Linked DNA regions of Mus musculus: all the other regions are linked to region 1. A link is a loop called in an ENCODE intact Hi-C map of the cell type or tissue named here. Cell type or tissue: left cerebral cortex. All regions are shown on one strand. Region 1 holds the start of Dact2 (dishevelled-binding antagonist of beta-catenin 2). Region 2 has its middle 13 kb from the start of 4930488N24Rik. Region 3 has its middle 2.9 kb from the start of 4930488N24Rik. Region 4 has its middle 28 kb from the start of 4930488N24Rik.

What was found. Hi-C counts contacts between places; a loop is a spot of excess contacts. Peaks named below come from ENCODE experiments on the same cell type or tissue, not always from the same donor. Only the 100,000 strongest peaks of a DNase experiment are listed, where the experiment ranks them.
Region 2: a loop joins it to region 1, with 4 times the contacts of the local background. A loop is called at or near these places in 28 of 42 quality-filtered maps.
Region 3: it touches region 1 in a loop (6-fold over the local background); 15 of 42 quality-filtered maps call a loop at or near these places.
Region 4: it touches region 1 in a loop (6-fold over the local background); 24 of 42 quality-filtered maps call a loop at or near these places.

Annotation. Positions count from the first base shown.
Region 1 is chr17:14,203,653-14,208,652 of GRCm38, forward strand. It overlaps Dact2 (dishevelled-binding antagonist of beta-catenin 2), which reads right to left and starts at 179. Exons shown (of 4, transcript NM_172826.3): 1 at 1-179. The coding sequence starts at 77. It overlaps Gm34510 (a long non-coding RNA gene), which reads left to right and starts at 55. Exons shown (of 3, transcript XR_001782252.2): 1 at 55-148. In left cerebral cortex, CTCF peaks have their summits at 670 and 2,648 (motif pointing left); DNase peaks (open chromatin) are centred at 85, 684, 2,643, 2,952 and 2 more places; H3K4me3 peaks cover 1,214 bases; H3K27ac peaks cover 3,085 bases.
Region 2 is chr17:14,119,964-14,124,963 of GRCm38, forward strand. No RefSeq gene overlaps it. Among named protein-coding and RNA genes, the nearest start is that of 4930488N24Rik, 13 kb to the left of the region's middle. In left cerebral cortex, no CTCF peak of the experiment used is centred here; no DNase peak of the experiment used is centred here.
Region 3 is chr17:14,109,552-14,114,551 of GRCm38, forward strand. No RefSeq gene overlaps it. Among named protein-coding and RNA genes, the nearest start is that of 4930488N24Rik, 2.9 kb to the left of the region's middle. In left cerebral cortex, a CTCF peak has its summit at 2,319 (motif pointing right); DNase peaks (open chromatin) are centred at 2,359 and 4,044.
Region 4 is chr17:14,134,843-14,139,842 of GRCm38, forward strand. No RefSeq gene overlaps it. Among named protein-coding and RNA genes, the nearest start is that of 4930488N24Rik, 28 kb to the left of the region's middle. In left cerebral cortex, a CTCF peak has its summit at 2,054; a DNase peak (open chromatin) is centred at 2,051.

The sequences.
Region 1 (5,000 bases):
GCCAGTGCGGCTCGTAGTCGCGCGCCCACCCTGCGGCGGTCCCAACCCGCGGGCCCCTGGCCGCTCGGTGCCCACATCTCCCGGACGCTCAACCGCCGCGCCGCGCGTCCCCGTCGCGTCTCCCCGCCCCCGGCTGCAGGTCGCTTAGGTGGGTTGGGACCTATCGCTGGCCGCGGAGGGCGGTGTTTGCGACGCCCGAGGTCACAGCGGCCGCCCCCTGCCCGCCCCGTCGACCGGCCGCGCCCTCGCCCAACCCCTGCGCCCCTGGGACCTATGAGCTCATCGGGGAAGGCCAAAAGCCCCTCCGCAGAGGGACAGAGAGGAGCTTAAGCATAGGCAAAGGTTTTGTTTAGGTTTTTAAATTTAAAAAAATTACAAAAGAAAAAAATTTACATTGCAAGACGCACGTTCCTATTTGTAAGCTGATTAAAATGGAAAATCCTATACCAGGTTCGCCAATGTACATGGAAAACCTGCGCTCGCTTCTCAGTACCGAGTCCAGCTTCACACACATGCTACGCACCTTTAAGGAAGCTTCTAGAAAGTTCCTGAGGTGTGCAGCTCTCACCATGGTGGTCACTTCAGCAACACTGTCTGGATCCCAGAAGCAAGCCGCACACTCTCAGTCGCCCCCACCTCCTTTACTCACTCCATGCTCAGAGCCCCCCAGCGGCCTCCTGTGGACACTGTCTTGAGTGGAATCCTGTTATCCGGGTCTTTTGCTGTTAGACTTCCGGGCGCGCCCATTTTGCAGCACTTTACTGGCCGAGTAGAGTATCTATAGTCTTCATGTTCCTCCAGTGATAAGTTAGGAAGAAGCTGTCATCCACTTCTGCACACAGGCAGGATGAAAATGCTTTTCTCTTCCTTGAGTGTCTACCGAAGGCAGGAATTGTTGAATCGCGGGTGGTTACTGAAGAGACCACTTTCCCGTGTTCTTACCATTTCCTCCCAAGCAGGGGTGGGAAGGTGCCTCCATCCAGAGCACCCAGGCCTGTGGAGTGTAGCTTGCAGTGATTCCTCGGGCAGGAGGAAGTTAAGTATCTTTTCCCTGTAGAATCGGTCATTCAGGTTCGCTACTTGCTTTAAGTTGGCTATCTCCTTAGTAACGAAGACCAGAGTCTCCTTTAAACTCTTTCCTTATTTGCAATTTCTTTCTTAGATACAGGATTCTCACAATGTTTTCTCCAGTCTACAGGTTTCTATTCATTTTACTTCCCTATTTTTGTTTTGTTTGGTTCTAAGACCGGGTCTTACTACAACAGAACTACTCCGTAGACCAGGCTGGTCTCCAAGGAACTCCAGCCTTCTGTGTGTACCTAGATCACAGCTTCGCAGCACTGAGCTTGGTTAAAGTTTTTACTCTTTATCTTTACCTCCTTGCACCAGTTTTCCCCGCTTTTTACTGCTTTCTGTGTGACGACTGAGAAGTCGCTGCCTGATTCGAAGCTACAGACTTCTAAGCTTTTGTAGTTTAAAGCTGATACTCTGAAGTCCTTCATCCTCTCAGGCTGAGCTCTGTCCTTGATCCTCCTGAGTCTCTTTCATTTTTCTGCAGACAGTGTAGCCCACTGCCCAACAGGAAACAGTGAGAGGTGTAGATCAATGGAGGGTCAGCTGATATGGAGAAGGAATTTCTGTTTTCTGTCATATTTATGCTTGTTCCAGGCTGTGTCAATGACTCACCTTTTCACTGGGTTCTGAAGTCTGGACACATAAGCTCTCCAGCCCTGTATCTTCTCACTACTGCCTCCTGCTCTGTGCCCTCCCTATTTCCACAGAATTTATGGGTCACGTGGCCAGTGTCTGCAAAGAAGACAGCATGGGTCTTGTTGGGGGATGCCCGGAACCTGTCAGTCAATAGGAAATATTACATTAAGTTGAGTGTTCTTGGTGCACAGACATGGGCCCCTTGCCACACAATCAGGTCCACTTTCAGTTTATTCAACCATGCCTCAGATTATCAGTAAGCCTTGTTCCCGTGTCCAATTTGTTTTTGAGGTTTTTTTTTTTTTAATTTTTATAGTGTTGTAAACCGTTTTCCAGTTTCATTTTTAGGTGTTCACTGCTGGGGCATAAGATTATTCTTGTGTGCTAATGCCTGTAACTATGCCCTGCCCTCACAGCATACCCTTTATAAAACAAGTAAAACTTCCTTTTAATCAGATGAGCAGACATGGGAGGGGGTAATGATGCCCACAGCTGGCAAGTGTGAGGAAACCCGTGTTCTCATAACTTACAGGTGGGTAATGGGGGTTGTGGGGGAGGGGTCCTGGAAGTCAACTGGGCAAGTGTCTCCAAAAGGCCTAAAATGAGTCTGTCCAGAGTTTTGTTCTGAAGAAGTGACTGAGACACCCACACTTGTGATGACTGGGGCTGAAGATTTGGACACACTGCGCTCAACTTGACTAAGTGTGCAGGTACAGTGTACAGTGTACAGTGAGCGGGATCCTTAGCCAGACACTGCTCTGTAGGGTGGTTTCTCAACTCTAACCTCTGTTTATAGGACAGGGCTTAATTAATTGTTTCTGAGTATTAACTACAGTACTTGAATAGGCATAGCATGGACTGAGCTGTGATGCCCTGTACAGTTTCCAGGATCCCTCTTGGACCTAATCTGCAGGCCTCCTTGCTGCCTGCTGCCCCCATGTGGTCGGCTCCTAACAGTGCACCCAGCCGTCCTTACAGCTTAAGGACCTTGCTGTCTCTGTTCTCAAAACCCTTTTTTGGCTTCCAACCTCACATGAGGTGGCCCTGTGTGCCTGTGGGACCTTCTTGCAGTTCACCTTCCAGGCTCTTGCCTTTCTTGTCTCTCTTGGCATCCTTCCATTGGGCTTGTCTTCTGGCCTCCCCCCTTCCCAAGGGCTGTCTTCTTTTCCTAAAAGAAGATCTAGGCACTGGGTCCCTCTCACCTCTCCCGCCTTTGCTTCTTGCAGCACCTTTCTCAACATCTTACAGCCTGCTTTTTATTTCCATTATAGCTCACTGTTTGTCCCACACACTGGCCTGTGAGGAGGTTGGAACTGGAGAGAGGCGTTCCCTTTAATGAGATATTTTAGAGACTTAGACTCTGTGCCTGGCTCTCAGTAATATTTACTAAAACACACAGTGACTTGTTTTTCATTGGCCTGAACAGATTTTTTTAAATTGTATTTTAAATAATCTTCTTAAATAATCTCTTAGATTGCATAAAGTACCATAGAAGTGATTTTATTGTCCACATACTATGGAAGATACAATAGATGTGTAGAGATGGCTGTTGTCTTCTTTCTAGTCCCCAGGAGCTGAGGCTTTTCTTGTGAATGCTTTCTGAAGTCTCTCACAGTACCATCAGTCTATCCTCTGTCTTTATTATTATTATTCATAATATACATTTGTAGAGCTCTGTGCATACAGTAGGCTTTTGGGCTATGCAGTTGCAGTGCTGGCTAACTTTCCCTTTAAGTAAGTACGCCAGCTTTCCAAGTGCTTACTGCAACCCATCATCCAACTGACAGATGGCCTGCTATTTCCTTTCTTCTTCCCACAGCAAAGCTATAAAGATTACACATGGTGTAACTCAGCCATATTAAATCAGTAATTGTGGGATTGCTGAAGGCAACCATGGTTATGCAAGGAGAATCCGTTCAGATGCCCCTTCAGATGCCCCGTCAATCAGCACAAACTCCCCTTATCTGTGAAATGATCTGTGAAACCTCACTCCAGAGGATCCACTACCCGCCCCCATCCCCAGCTCAGGGGTAGCACCTCCTTTCCCTCCTGCAGAGTTCTCTTGTAAGAGGTTCTGCTGCCAACAGCAGTAGGAGGCACCCCTGCGGGGTGAGGAGATGACTTCATTAGAGGCAGCTCACTTGACAGGTGATCTCAGCTACTCTTATAAAGAAAGGAACAGCACTCTATCTTCAAGATGCTCCTGGGAGCAATTCAAGCAGAACTCATGGCCAGGGTGGAGGAACCTCACAGCTGTGCCATCACAATGATCTGTGCTTGAAAACCTATGAATGTGATAAGGGAGATGCCGGGTGAACACACTGGTTGGTTACAGGCTCTGCAGCCACCAGGACACCGTACCCTGTTACTTGTGACCATGTTTCCTAGTGGTTCTTCATGGTTTCCAGGGGTATGTATGTTGGTTTTCTATTACGAATGGCAGCAGGATGATATGTTGTCAGCTGCACTCTCCTGCTTCCAGAGGGCAGTATCAGGACTGGCCCTCCTTGAGAGTAAACTATAAAGAAACTGCCCCCATGGAAGGAGTCAACCAGGTGTGAATACTGCTCCCACCTTGAGGTTCCTGGGAACAAGTAAGAAAGTTGACTGCATGGCTGAAATTCCCAGTGTGCTTTGCCTACAGCTTCTGTGGCCCTCATAAATGCAGCCACACCTCAGACTCTGGTGTTCTGACTTGATTTTAAAAGACACGTTAAGCTTCTACAATGTTAAGGCCCCATGGAAGAGCCAGAGCAGTGTCTGGTTCTAATTTATTACACACATAAAGCCTTATCTGGAGCTTCTGCCACATTAAAGCCCTGTCAGTGAGCCAGACTCTTTATGACAGGCACGAAGACTTGCCTGGGTTGCTTTTCTTTCTAGGCGTTCAGCATCTGACATTACAACTCGATGGTATTCCAATGCCGGCTCCTTTCTTGATGAACATGCTGAGGGGAGAGACTTGACTATCAAAACCTTGGGAGATGGTGGCCTATGCTGAGCTTGGGGCTAGAATCATTGTTCCATTGGAGCAGGGTAGCCCCAACAGTGTGGGAAATGCACCATGTAAACACGGATGTGATGGGTGTATAGGTATATGTATACACATGTCTCTGTGAACATATGGTACATACAGGTGACTATGTATATGTGCACTCACTCACACACACACACACACACACACTATATATATATATATATATATATATGTATATATGCATATATACATATATATATGCGCATGGCTGTGCATATGCACATAATGTGTATATGCTTGACATACGAATCTA
Region 2 (5,000 bases), 84 kb before region 1:
TCTAAGTTCCTTGGTCTTTGGAAGGCTCTAGAAGTGCTGTGAAGGCTTCTAAAAAGAAAGTGTACATAGGAGGAGATGTTTAAGAGAATGCAAGAAATGGGAGTTCCACTCACTGACTCTTGCGTGATTATAATGTCCCTTGGCTCACATGCACTCTCTCTCTCTCTCTCCCTCTCTGTCCTCAAACCTCAGCTTTGCAGTCTCCCACCTATCATCAGCCAGATGCAGCTCTATCTCTCTGGGACCTGTCTTCTTTGAAAGTGGAGAGCAAGGGGAAGGCCGTGTTGTTCAAGTCCCTCTCTTCATTATAAGGACTTCTTTCTCCTGCCATTTGGCGCACAGGTGACATGGAGACTCCATTGTGAGGCAGGTGCAATGCTGTGCAGGGAAGGATTGGATAAGTGACCTTCCAATCCCAGAAAGAAAAGGCTACAGGAAGAATAGCCTTAGATGCTTCTCAGCAGGGTCACAGGTCCCAGTACTGTAAGTAACCCAGGAGTTTCAGGCACCAGTGCTTCACCCCTTATTCTCCCTCAATGCATCCCCAAATCCAGAGGGCCAACAGATTTTATGCAGCAGGTACATATCTGACAAAGAAGGCCCTGGCCCGTGTCAGTCCCCATAATGTCCCTTTCAAATCCCCACATCTTCAGTAGTATGAAGTATGCACCATGAAATTCAAGGGCAAGTCTTGGATTCTGTCAATAACTGGTATCAAAGTTATAGGTCATAGTTCCTGAGCAACAGAAACTTGTACCTGCATTCATCATGTAGAAAGAGCACAGTGTACTGAGAAATATGGCAGGCAGTGCCTTGATGGTTCTGTAAAACCCTGAACATTCCCATCTAGATCTTAGTAGGTGACTATTGTCCCTGCTCTCTTTTCCTCAGCACCACGGAAATGAAATAAATGACCTGCCACAAATGTGGGTTCTCCTGGTTAGGAGCAGATCCAACATACAAATGTACAAAAATGTTAGCCAGCTGGGGTCTGGCCACCTTTCTTATAGGCCTGGGACTTGAGATCCTTGGGCAGCCATGACCTTTGAGAGCTATGGGGAACTCTCAAATGCAGTACAAGGCATTGCTTCCATGCAGATGGCTCTTTCCTTAGACTTGGAAAAGGACATAATTATTTCCACCTTACATGGGCAAAATGAGGCAGAGAATATGATTGTTTGTGTCTGTGTGTGCATGCATGTATAAGTATGTAGCAGTATTTTCCCCATCCAATCACTTTAAATATTAATACAACAAGAAGCCTGTGATTGGACAGGGAAAAGGGAGGCAGAGCAAGGAGTGGCGGAGACAAGGACGAAGGAGACAGGTAGAGGAGAAGGAAGCAAGAAGGAGGACAAACAGGATGATTCAGATTCCACGTGGCTTTAAATAGCCACAGGTAGATATCATATCATACAGGGATAGAATAATTGGGGTAACTTGTCTAATCTAGATGGGCAACTTGTACCATTGTTAATTGACCCTGAATTTATTGTGTGGGCATCTTGTATATTGAGAATTTATTGCTATATAAATCTGACTGATTAATTATAAACTAGAGTTTTGTTTTACTGGGTTACTGGAATGTGGGGCCAACTGCTGACCACAGGGGCTTTATGGCTGAGAAGGTATGGGCTGAGAAAACCACTATCAGTCACTGTAGGGGCTAGCTTAGAGATAGAGGCAGTGAGACCACCTCTGGGGCAAAGAGTAGTTGGGTATAGCTCAAGAACTTGCCATTCTTTTTAATATTTCCCACAACATAAGTGTGTGTGTGTGTGTGTGTGTGTGTGTGTGTGTGTGTATGTGTGTGTGTGTGTGTGTAGGTAAAACCCAGTCCTGCTTCACTAGTCTGTTAACCTTAAGGTGAGTAGAATAGAATATTGCAAACCCAATGTATTTATTGACTCGAACCATGTTGAACTAGAATGTGTTCTTATTGGAAGGTCAGAGCTTCACAGGGAGTGAGGTCACAATGAGATTTTTTTTTAATTGGTTATTTTATTTATTCACAAGAGCTACCAGGGACTAAACCACCATCCAAAGAGGAATCCTTGGCTCTGGCCACAATGAGACTCTTAGGGAGATCTCTATGTGGAAACAATGGGTGCTCTACACAAAGGGACACATGGGACAAGGTACAGAGAAGGAAATGTTTGCCAGGACGTGGAGAAGCTGCTCAACTACAGGCTGAGAGGCCCAGGCAGGCCCTGTTCAGCTTTGTAGACAGCTTCCCTTACCACAACTCTGTCCTCAAGTATTATCCTCTGGTTGCCTGGTTGGAGTGTCTGCTGATGCACCCTCTCCCTTGTGGACTTGGGACCCCACTTCTCCTTTTTCTGGGAAGGAAAGAACTTCGGTTACCATTAAAAAAAGCTAGAAGCTTCAGGGTTCTGTTGAAGTCCATTAAGAAAATTGTATTCCCTCTGATAAAACAATAAAAACTGGAATCTGAGCAGACCTGACATCTCAAGCTACTTAACCGGGGTGGGAGGTGGGAGGAATAATTACTCTCTGGATGAAAGGCTGGGCTTTTCCTTCCCAGAGCCCCTCCTCTTTTGCAGAAGCTTGCAGAGAGCACTGTACCTCCAGCCCATCTGCTTCTCTGGGTCTTTTCCTTCTCTTTCTCTCCATATCTTTCAGATCCTGGCCAAAGATGTGCTTTCTGTGGTGTTCTGGGTCTTCTTACCTTGCTACTGTAGAGTTGGAGTCCCATTAAGAAGGAGTTGTTGCTGCCTACCCAAAGAACGGGATCTAACTGTGGGAAGAGACAAACAACTGACTGTCTCCTAAGAGTCAGTTCACTTAAGCAGATCAATGACCTGACCAAGGGCCATCCCTTAGGTCTATTTTAAGCCAAGCTAAAGAGTTGGGAGGAATAATTAACCCTTTAATGGGATAAGGTACTTTTCCCTTCAAGGATTCTCACACCCTAGGAAAGTCACTATGGGCTTTCTGCACCTTCCTTTGTCTCTGTCTTCCTTTTTGGGGGGAACTTTCCCCCCTTTTCCTTCGGTTCTTTCTTTTCTTTTTTTTTCTTTTAAAGTCTCTTCTCTCTGTCTCATTGTTTCGGATGCTTGCCAAAACCTAACTTTCCTTTCACTGGTACTTTAGACTTCCTCACTACATGGCTGCCTGGCTGCGACATGTCTGATCTCCATGCCTATCTCAAGCAGCATGGCCTTTTCTTGTCTCCATCCTGTGGGCAGCTACAGAGATTTCCTTCTTGCCTAGCCTGGCATTTTTTTCTTTTTTCTTTTTTTTTTTTTTTTTTATAGAACAGAGTTTATTTAGGGCCTAGGGAGGGGAGTTGAAGGAGTAGTAGAGACAGAGAAAGGGAGAGGGGAGAAGGAGGGAGGGAGGAAGGAAGGAGAAGAGGCTGGCCATAAACTTGTGGAGAGAGGGAGGGAGGGGAATGGAGAGAGAAGGGATGGGGTGGGAAGAGGGTAAGAGATTAAGAGAAGAGCCATTTTTTCCTTTTAATACTAATAAAATTGTCATCTTTTGAGTTCTTTATTAATGAGACTAACAACCCCCAAAGGGAAGCCCAATTTCCTAAGTAACAATGTCATCCTGGCGAACAAAACATAACCACTTTCCCAAGATCTCCGCAGGCAGTGAGTGTGCTTCTGGAGGAAGAACACAGAGTATAGGCATTTAGAACGCTTAACAAAACTCAAGATACTCAATTTTTAAAAAATGGCCAGTGGCCATGGGTGGTGGTGGGCATGGCTTTAATCCCAATACTTGGGAAGGAGAGACAGACAGATCTCTGAGTTCAAGGCCAGCCTGGTCTATGGAGCAAGTTCCAGGACAGTCAGGGCTACAAAAAGAAACCTTGTTTAGAAAAACCAAACCAAACAAATGAATAAACCAAAATGGTGATGTTAATACAGTATTTTAAAGAGGTGACTTACAAGAGGCCTGTGAACATTAGGATAATTGCTCAGTGTTCTTAAGTCTTTATGGAGATCCAAATGGAATTCTTAGAGTCTATCTAACTTGCAATAAAATGTCTGCTATAAAAATAGCAAATGCCACAGCTCCAAACTTTGTCTCTGTAACTCCTTCCATGGGTGTTTTGTTCCCAATTCTAAGAAGGGGCACAGTGTCCACACTTTGGTCTTCATTCTTCTAGAGTTTCATGCATTTGGCAAATTGTATCTTATATCTTGGGTATCCTAAGTTTTGGGCTAATATCCACTTATCAGTGAGTACATATTGTGTGAGTTCCTTTGTGATTGGGTTACCTCACTCAGGATGGTGCCCTCCAGGTCCATCTATAATCACCCCATAATCAGCTTCCAAACGCTGACACCACTGCATACACTAGCAAGATTTTGCTGAAAGGACCCAGATATAGCTGTCTCTTGTGAGACTAGGCCGGGGCCTAGCAAACACATAAGTGGATGATCACAGTCAGCTATTGGATGGATCACAGGGCTCCCAATGGAGGAGCTAGAGAAAGTATCCAAGGAGCTAAAGAGATCTGCAACCCTGTAGGTGCAACAACATTATGAACTAACCAGTACCCCGGAGCTCTTGACTCTAGCTACATATGTATCAAAAGATGGCCTAATCGGCCATCACTGGAAAGAGATGCCCATTGGACACACAAACTTTATATGCCCCAGTACAGTACCAGGGCCAAAAAAATGGGAATGGGTGGGTAGGGAAGTGGGGGGGAGGGTATGGGGAACTTTTGGGATAGCATTGGAAATGTAATTGAGGAAAATACGTAATAAATTTTTTAAAAAATAGCAAATGCTGGCCAGGTGGTGGTGGCACACGCTTTTAATCCCTCCCAGCACTCGGGAGGCAGAGGCAAGTGGATTTCTGAGTTCGAGGCCAGCCTGGTCTACAGAGTGACCAATGCTGCTGAAGATGAGGAGAGAGGAGGGTTCTTGCATATTGCTGATGCAAGAGCATCAATTGGATTGCCAATTAGAGTATCAATAGGTGAACAGGCAAATATATTATCTACACAATGGGTTGCTTTT
Region 3 (5,000 bases), 94 kb before region 1:
GAATTTGAATCCCCAGAACCCACATCAAAGTGGGGTGCAACAGCAAAGTCCATAAGCTCAGCATCCCTGGGGTGGGGGTGGGGATGGGAATGGGAGACAGGGATGTGCAAGTGTGAAGACCTATCCGGAAGATGGCCTCTGACAGAACATAAGCATAGGGATATGCATGTACACCTAGGCACACAACGGGGCATGCATACACATGCAAACACCCTCTCCCGCACAGGGGTTGACATGGTGTATAGAAAACCAAATCCATACTGAGTATAGGACTCACTCTAGACATTAAGGTCCAAAGGCGGAGCAGGCATGTGTGAGGACCAGAAGCTCTATGCTCCCTGGGACCAGAAAGAACAGAGTGGCTGTGCTGACACAAAAGAAATAGGCTCTGAGCCACAGACTGTGACAGGCAGGTCACAGGACCTAGGCTACTGTGTTACTCCTCAGCACTGAGCACTGATTGGCTAAAATTCTAAAGGGCCTCTGCTTTTCAGAGTGCTGTATGCAGTTCACTGTGTAGCTCTTTCCTTTTGAAGACTCTCTTCTGCAGTTTTGAGTCCACTGTTGAGGAACCTCATATCTGCAGACAGTATGACGGGGAGGAAAGATCCTCATATGTGGACTTCATTGCCAGGCGTGAGAGCAGAAAAGAAAACCTGCCACCACTGGTCATTGTGGCTCAGCTTCTGACATTGCAGTTGAGATCAAGTGCCCTGGAGCCCTCCCTAGCCTGAGTCAGTGATCTCAAGTTTAAGTCCCTGCTTCCTGGTTTGTAGTACCAATCACAGGACTGTTTCAGGCCAGGGTAGCTGTGAACATCTTGTAGACCTTGCTGTCTGCATTTGAGGGGGACTGTTTACTACAGGACTAGCCTAGGGCTGGAATCCAAACTCCCTTCTCCCTTGAGGCCAAGGGACATTGATATTTATCTAACTCCAGGCTCTCTGATCTTACATAGGCAGAGCACCTATGGCCCAGGGTCTCAGGACTGCTATACATACTATGGCATACAGGAGCCCTTTGCCATTGCAGAGGGTGGCTGAGCTGACTGAGTATGGCCAAAAAAAAAAAAGTGCTCATCTGCCTGGATCCATGGGCCTCTAGAGATACCAGGCCTGGTGTGTGGCTGCTCATGGGCTGAGATGGGAGGGTGGGAGGGGACTTCTCTTTGGCTCATGTTGGCAGAGCATTGTTTCTTTCCCTGCTCCTTCTTTATGGGCTTTTCTTTACCTTGACGTAAACGGAAGGCCTGGAAGAAGTCTATCTATGGGTAGTGAGGCTGGCTGAGAACCGGCTCTCCCTTCTCCATTCTCTTCCTGCTAGGGGCTTGGGGTTGTTGGTGGGTTAACCTCCCCAGCATTCCAGTCTGCTTCTCAACATTGAATCCTTTCCTATCTGTCTCTTGGCTGGGTACCTGTATACAGAAGTCTTGGCTGCAGCTGTCAGTCAGGGCTTCCCTGAGTGAGTAGATTCCACATTGTTCTGAATTGAGGCATCAACTTGGTAGATGTTTCCTTTAGTGAATATTAGGAATGCTTCCCCATGACTTTTCATTCAATTTTGTTGAAATTTTTATTAGATATTAAAATGGCTACTCCAGCTGGCTGCTTAGGTTTGTTTGCCCACGAAACTTTTTGCCAGACTTTTATTCTGAGGTAAATTCTATCTTTATTGCTAAAATGTGTTTCCTGGTACAGTATTCCCCTCATGGGAAGCCTTTTGCAGGAAAATGGAACTTAAGGAGAAGCACAGGTCTCCCAACAGTTGGGTGTGACTCGGGGACATGGCTAGTAGGGGATTTAAAGGGAGGGAAAAGCAGATGAGGAGGTGGGAGGACAGTGGAGCTGGATCAGGTCTGTACATTACCCTAGTCTCAGAAGACTTGGGAGCCTGATGAGGGAATGGGTGTAGAGAGGAAATCGAACCTGTATATTTCCAGAGCAGCAGGTCTGATGAGGGTGGACAGAGAAGTGTCCATGAAATGGAGGTCTGGGTAGACAACAGGACATACCAGGTAACTGGGTGTGCCCAGAAGGACTATGCAGGCTACAGGGATGGACCAGGTTAACTTTTAAATAAATTCACAAAATGCTAGAAGGAAGCAGAAGGAAAGTTCTGGAGCCTGCAGAGGAACAGGAGCTGCTGTTCACAGGAGAAGTTTTAGTAATTGGAAGAAGACACTATCTTATATCTTACATGATGCCCAAGATCACTGTGTGGTCCTGCAGCACAAGTATATGGCCCATAGTGGTCACAGTTCCTCTCAGTAAAAATGCTGGAACACAAATAGATGCGATTATTCTGCTGCCCTTCTGTCCATGTATCCAGCAGGAGGCACTCCATACCTACAAATATGCTGACAGTTCCTCAGCATCTTCCCAAAGAGGTCTCCTGGACAAATGCAGTTTCAGGACATGGATGGCCCTGCTGGGTGTCCTCAGCAGGGTAGCATGCTTGCTCTGTTTCTAAACTATAGAAAAATACACTACAGTAGCAAACAGGCATCTTCCCCTCCTATGTCATGTCCTCTCAAGCAAGCTCTTTCTCCTCCTTCTTACTCCTCTTCCCTATCATACATCATTCCTATTCTTTCTTCCTTATAATTCCAAAGATATGGGAAGCACGTGACAGATTTTAATTTAGTCTCAGCTTATGCCATTGCTTGCACTAAGACCACCTGGACAACAGGTTAACTTTTAGCAGTAAAACCAAGAAATACTAGAAAACATTAACGATTTTGAATAGTGAAGACATGAACAGAATCCCAAAGCAAACAAAAGGGAGGGTCATTAATATTTATTATACAAGTAGAAGCATACCCAGGCAAGTAAAAATCAAACACACACACACACACATCAGACGAGCAAGAAGGGTTTATAAAATAGTTAACACTAAATACACCCTTGATATGGCAGTCTACAGGAATGATGGGACAAAAATGAGAGAGAGATGCAAAAGGATATTTCTACAAAGAAGAAAGCAACAAACCCTGGACATCAAGGTGCAGTCAGGCCCTGGCTACTGAACACCTGCATGTTGTCAGCCAGTGATACTGGACAATAACATTCTCTAGCCAGTGGCCACTGGACATCACAATGAGATCAGCCAATGGGTACTGAATGTGGGAGTGTCCTTGGCCTTTACTACATTAGGATTTCTGTCCCATGCTATGTATGCTCACCCAGCAGTTCATAATGACTGAAGTCTGCTGTTTATCACAAGTGCAGGTATAGGTAGGTGGTGTGCCTGTAGCCCTCTGGGGAGAAGGAGTTGCCTGTTTGTGAAGATCAGCCAGTACAACAACTACTGCTGACTGTTGGCATGGATACATGAAGAACAGCCTAGGAAACTAGAGCAATGCACCTCTGAGCCTGTATTGGGGGTGGGAGTATTTTCAGAGCCTAGATCATAAGAGTGATGATTTTATCAGTTATTCCAGGCATATCTACCTGGTAGCCCACAGGACACCTCAGGCTGAGGATAGCTATAAATGGGAGCCAGAAAAACAAAAACTTCCCGAAAATTACCTGATTGTTCAGTTCATGATGATGTCAGGTCATAATGTTAAAATGTTGACTGTGCCTGGATCCACTGATGAATTCAAATTTTGAATGGACTCTTGAGAGGGGTGGCCTGTTAGAAGAAGTGGGTAGCTAGAGGATTAACCTTGAAGTCTCTCTCTTGCCTGGCCCTACCCAGTCTCTTCACAAGGATGACAGGAACAGCTTAATCTCCACTACCTTAAATCCCACCTTGCCTCAGGCACACAGAAATGTGTTTATCTCACCTGGATCTGAAATCACAAACCAAGAGAACCCCTCCTTCCTGGAATTGATCCTCCCAGGTGTCTTTCACAGTGACAGAGAGCTGGCACACACACTTGACAGTCAATACTAAACTTATACCTGTAACTATAGCCTTGGCTCAGTGCTTTTCCTGCTGCATTGCTCTAAGGGCAAGAAAAGACCTAGAATCTATGAGCAGTGGGCCCCATGCCAAGCTGGAGCCTTGTCAGTGGATGTGGTTCAGCACTAGAGATTTAGAGAGGAAAGAGAAACCTGCCCTCTTTATGAACTTACTGATGCTTAACATGGCCAGAGGTCAGAGCACTGACCTCTGTCCTGAGACTTTATGGCCACAGATAGGAGGATGACAGCACATTATTTCCAAAGACAGAGAGACAGGCAGAAGATTTCTAACCTGATTCTGGGAGTGAGTGTCTCACATCTCCACAGTTACCTCAGAGGCTGCTATTTTCTATTTAAAGTCACACACCCACAAACACGCACAGGCCCATGTAACACACATACATACACACATACCACTGCAACACACATGCAGGTCTATGTAACTAACACTCACACACTCACTCACACACACACACATACATTCACTCACTCACTCATGCAGACCCATAGACATCTGTGCACACATATCCATGCAGACACTTAAAAACATGTCTATACAGGCATATAGATGCATGCACATGCACACACACACATGCAGATACACACAAACAAATGTCCATGCAGACACTCTGCTATACACACATATACACACATTCGACCATGAAACACACACATACACACACACTCACCCATGCAGACCCATAGACATCTTTGTACATATATTAATGCAGACACATAAAAACATGTCTAAACAGACACATAGATACATGCACACATACTCATGCAGATACACAGAAACACATGTCCATGCAGACACTCTGCTATACACACATATACACATATGTAACCATGAAACACACACACACACACCAGTAGCAGTAGCAGCAGTACACTAGGGCAACCTCAGGGCAGAGCTGTGTCCACCATTTCTCTCAGTCAGTATAGTTGGTCCACATGTTTATGGGTGTCACATCTTAACCATTTAAGTACTTGTCCTGATGTGTCTGTAACCATGAACTGGCAACCACTGAGCTTCCGGATAAGGGTGGCCATGTGTGCAGAGCACTGATGGGTCTCCTTTCAACAAGGAGG
Region 4 (5,000 bases), 69 kb before region 1:
TCTACCTCCTCTCAGGTACCTTCACATGCCCGACTGAGTCCAGCTAAGCTCCCTTTGCTCCGGGCAAACACACTTGCTTGGGAGTTCTGAGTTGGGAAACTGCAGGGAATTAGACCATCTCACAGATGGGCTCTGAGAGGCATGGGGTCTGCTTTCCTCATAAACATGGGTACCTTGAGGAGCCAAGATGGTGCAGTGTGGGCACTCTGCTGGAAAGCAGCTGTCGTAAGGATGCAAGTTGCAGTGCGAGAGGGGTGGAAGTGAGGTTGGGAGAGAGCAGAACCCAGACCTAACTGAAGGCCAAATCAGGCTGGGGAATGGGGTACCTGGCCTCTCTAGGTACACCAGTCAAGTGAGTTCACAGGGGAACATGGGGTGACCTGGAGACCTGGAACATAGGGTGGGGAGTAGAAACCTCATGCACATCCATGCTGCTCCTTCTCTTTTGTTTTTAAAGATGTGTGCATGTGTATATGTATATGGTGTGTATTAGTGTATGTGAGTGTTTATGAGTATGTGTTCAACCAATGAAGTGTGTGAATGTGGTCTGTGTGATATGTGTATATATGATTGTGTGATATGTGGGGATGTGTGTGTGTGTGTATGGGGGGGGTGCGAGTGTGTGTAGTGTTTGTATAGTGTGTTTGTATGTGAGTGTATATGGTGTGTGTGTATGTGAATGTGTATGTGATCCTGCCTGTGGAGTTCAGAACAAGGTGGGCAGTCCCCCACGGTTACAAGCCATTCTGATGACCTGATGTGGGTATGTGGGTCCTGGTAGCCAAACTCCAGTCCTGTGAAAAAGCAGAAAGCTCTCTTAGTGCTGAGCTGTTTCTCCAGCCCCTGCTTGTCTTTGCCTGTCAGCCTTGCTGCAGCCAGGACAGGGAGGAAGGGCATGGATGGAACCATGCTGCTGATCTGAGAGGTTGAACTCAGATCACTTCTCTAGGCTGACAGACCTCTCTGCATCTCTAGAAAAAGGCCTGGGGTCTGTCACCCTCTCCCAGACCTCACAGGGACCACATTCTAGCCAGCCTTGAGGTCAGCACACTGGGACAGAAGACAGCTCAGTGAAGACTTCAGACTGGGACTGGGATGGTAGAATTGTATGGCTAGAGTGTGAAATGTCTCTCACTGTGGTTCTGTTTGGGGAAGTTGTTGACCATTTCTGTGACAAGTTTTTAGCTGGCAGAAGTGAGGCTATAGGGCTATATTGATTTGTTACTGGCCAGCACTATTTCCCTCTCTCTCTCTCTCTCTCTTTCTCTCTCTCTCTCTCTCTCTCTCTCTCTCTCTCTCTCTCTCTCTCTTTCTCCCTCCCTCTCTCTCTCCTCTGCTTCCTGAGTAGCATGAACCTTTTCCCCAAAGGACAGAGCTCACCTACAGTTAACATGAGGGTAAATGACCCAGCAGATGGGGCTCCTGCCTCAGTTTACTCATCACCGACATCACCCAAGAACCCTGGCATCTGACTACTTGAGCATGCACCCTTTCTGAACACCATGCGTAGATGGTCTCTTCATTGGTTGAACGTTGTGTGCAGCACAACCTGTGGCTTATCTGTCCAGCCGCCTTTATTGGCATCCTCACTTCCTTGAACATGGCATCCATAGAGGTGCATACACTAGCTGATGGGACATAGTTGCCAAAGGGTCCATGACCAGAGCTGTTCTACAAGCTTCATGTGTGCATTTAGGCATATGACGCAGCGCACTTGGAGAATATGGGAAGAGGACAAGGGTGTCTTGCCTCCCGGGTGGAGGCTTGAGCTCCTGCCCATCATCACTCCTCATGTCTTCTGAAGTATGGAAGCAAGCTTCAGCAGCTGGCTTTGACTCACTCTGAGAATGTCCACAGCCTTCTGGAAATCTTTGTCTTGCACAGGGAAATGAGAAGTCTCCTGATAATAGGAACTTTTCTGTGCTGTGGCAAAAATGAAGCAAGGCAAGGAAGCTTAGAATTTTGCAGTCAACTCATTGTGTCTGGTTAGAAGGCCCTGGGAAGACAGGATATCATGGGACAAAAACAGTTGTTCCAGGATCCCCCATGGGAGGGCGCCCTGCATCTCTGACTGTAGATGCTGCAGCTGGAGCAACTGCCTACCCTTCTCCCTGTGTTTAAAGCCAAGAACTTAGAGAACCACAAACAAGGGGGTTCAGAATTACATACCTGTCAAAGATGAGCGTGGAAGCAAGCCTTCCTATGCACATGCCCTCCCTCCGTTCTACCCGAGGTCAGCCACAGCAGGCCTGCACCTGCCCTGGTGGAAGAGCTTTGGTTAAATGACACTGGCTTCTGGCCACACTTTCGCAATTTCCAGCTCCAGTGAAGCCATTAGAATTAAATCCCAATCTAGTCTAGAAACTCTCCTGCATTACCCCTTTCTACCTCTTTGTTCTTAGCTCTGGATGTAATGTGTCATCAGAGAACATTCTCCTGATGGTCTTACGAAGGCAGTGTGTACAAGGGAAATCTAGGTGCAGAGACCCACAGTCCAACATCGGATGGAGCTCAGGGATTCTTATGGAAGAGTTTGGGGAAAGATTGAAGGCCCTGAAAGGGATAGGAACTCCACAGGATGATCAACAGAGTCAACTAACATGGATTCTTGGGACTCTCAGGGACTGAACCACCAACCAAAGAACATACACGGGCTGGACCTCACTCCCTGCATATGTAGCAGACATGTAGTTCAGTCTCCATTTGGGTCCCCCAACAACCAGCAGGGGCTGTCCCTAAAGCTGTGGTCTGTCTGTGGAATCCATTCCCCAACAGGGCCACCTTGTCTGGCCTCAGTGGGAGAAGATGAACCAAACCCTGTAGAGATTTTATGTGCCAGGGTGGAGGAATACGTGGGGGCAGAGGGGGAGGGCTACCCTCTCAAGGAGAAGAGGATGAGGGATGGAGGGAGGGTCTCTATGATGGTGGGGCCTGAAGTTGGGGAAGTAATCAGGGTATAAAGTGAATAAATAAACACATTAATGAAGAAAGAGAAAAGGAAACCTAGGGTCCAACTGCTCACTAAAGGTTTCCATGTTTCAAAGTACATTCGTCTTTGCTGATTATCATGTGGCTCGTGTGGCTCTGACTGTGCACTGTTTCCCACTGCAGTTGATCTGGGTCAGTGATACAGATACATCGTAGTTTATCAGCACACAGATGGGAATTGGGTTGTTTATAGTTGGGGACTGTTGCTAGCTGTGGTGCTGCATACATGGAGAGCTTTCTGCTGAGCGTAGGCACTGTTTCTTTGGGACTTATGTGGAGCAATGAACCCGGTAGCTTGTGGAGTATGTGATGTTCTGCTTCAGCCCCAGTTTCTGCCCTACACCCTAACTTCATTTATGTTGCCTTGGTAAAACATCTGGATCGGAAGTGACATGGGAGGAAGGGTGACAATTCCATGTCACTGTCCACACTGTCACCATCCAGGCTGTCTAGTTTTTAATGCCAGCTTGACACAAGCTTGGGTCGTCTAAGAAGAATTCTTATATGAGAAAATATCCCCCATGGAACTGACCTGTAGGTAAGTCTGTGTGGCATTTTCTTGATTGATGATTGATTGGGAGGATCCAGCCCAATTTGGGTGTTTCCAGCCCTGGGCAGGTGGACCTGTGGTGTGCAAGCAAACAAACTAGCACTCCAGGAAGAGCAGGCCAGTAAGCAGCACCCCTCCACAGCCTCTACATCAGCTTAACTCCAGGTTCCTGCCCTGCCTGCAGGAGTTCCTGCCCTGACCTCACTCAGCAATAAACTACAAACTATGAGCCGAAATGAACGGTTTCTCCTGTCCCGAAAGTTGCTTTTAGACATGGTGTTTTATCACAGCAATAGAAACCCTAACTTACACAGGGTCCATCTTTAGAGGAGTCAGATAAAGCAGTTAGTCACATCACACCCACCGTCAGGATTTCCATGTGCCTCTCCGGCCAATGAAACACGTGAGAAGCATCCTTGGCCCTCATGGATAGAGCACCTCTGCAGGGACTCCATTAGATTAAAAGCAATGCTTAAATGCCTTCTCTCTCGGGACTTGATGGCTCCTTATTAAACTCACTCCCTGTGGTACACACAGGCTTCTCGTGAGAGGTGAAGCCCATGCCTTTGGTGCTGTATCTAAAAAGATAAACAGAGGCACAGCAAGCAGCTCCGGCCAGAAGTGGCTGGTGGCTGCCCTGAGGGATCATGAGAGGAAGGCATTATGGGATGACACAGATCTAGAGTTTTTCTAATAACACAGCTGCCTGGTTTGCCAGGACACTTCGGAAAGTCCCCAGTTGTGTAACTACAAAGTTTGTGGGCTGCTTCTGAGCTTCGAGCTGGAAATTGACTCGTGCCAATGGGAGACTGAAGCTGCCTGGCTTTGCTCAGGATTCTCCAGGCATGGTTTCACTTTTACTGTCTTTAACACACTCAAGTCAGATTCCAAACACAAGCTCATCTATGTCCAAGCAAGATGACTCCGCAATGTACTGGAGGTCTCTGGGTCAGAACTCTCTCAGAATGGAAGGCAAAGTAAAAGGGACACAGGTGTCCAGAGAGCAGATTAACCTGGTGGTCCTTGGGAGAGGTTAGTGGAGCCATTGCTTATAGGTGTGGGTCTTCAGGATGAATAGAACAAAACCCTGACTCATGCATTTTTAGGCAGTGGATTGTTTGGTTTGGAGAGGAAAACCCAGTTTTTCTGAATTTGCAAAAGTCAGCTAAGTAGCTGTAGACTCTACTCTGTGTGTGGGATCCTCCAGGGTCCTGTGCTATGGTGTGGGATGCTACAGGGGCTTTGTGGTGTGGGATTCTCCAAGATTCTCTGTTTTACCCCCATCAGCACCTCTATCTTCACCATCCTGGATGATGGTCCCAGACTTCACACCTTTCAACCATGAATCTCTCTGTGTCCATCTCTAAAAGACTCCTCAGCAGTAGAAGTCATGAGAGAGGGAGATTGCATTTAAACACGGTGAATTTATAACTCAGTTTCCTTGATTCTCTCATACAAAAAT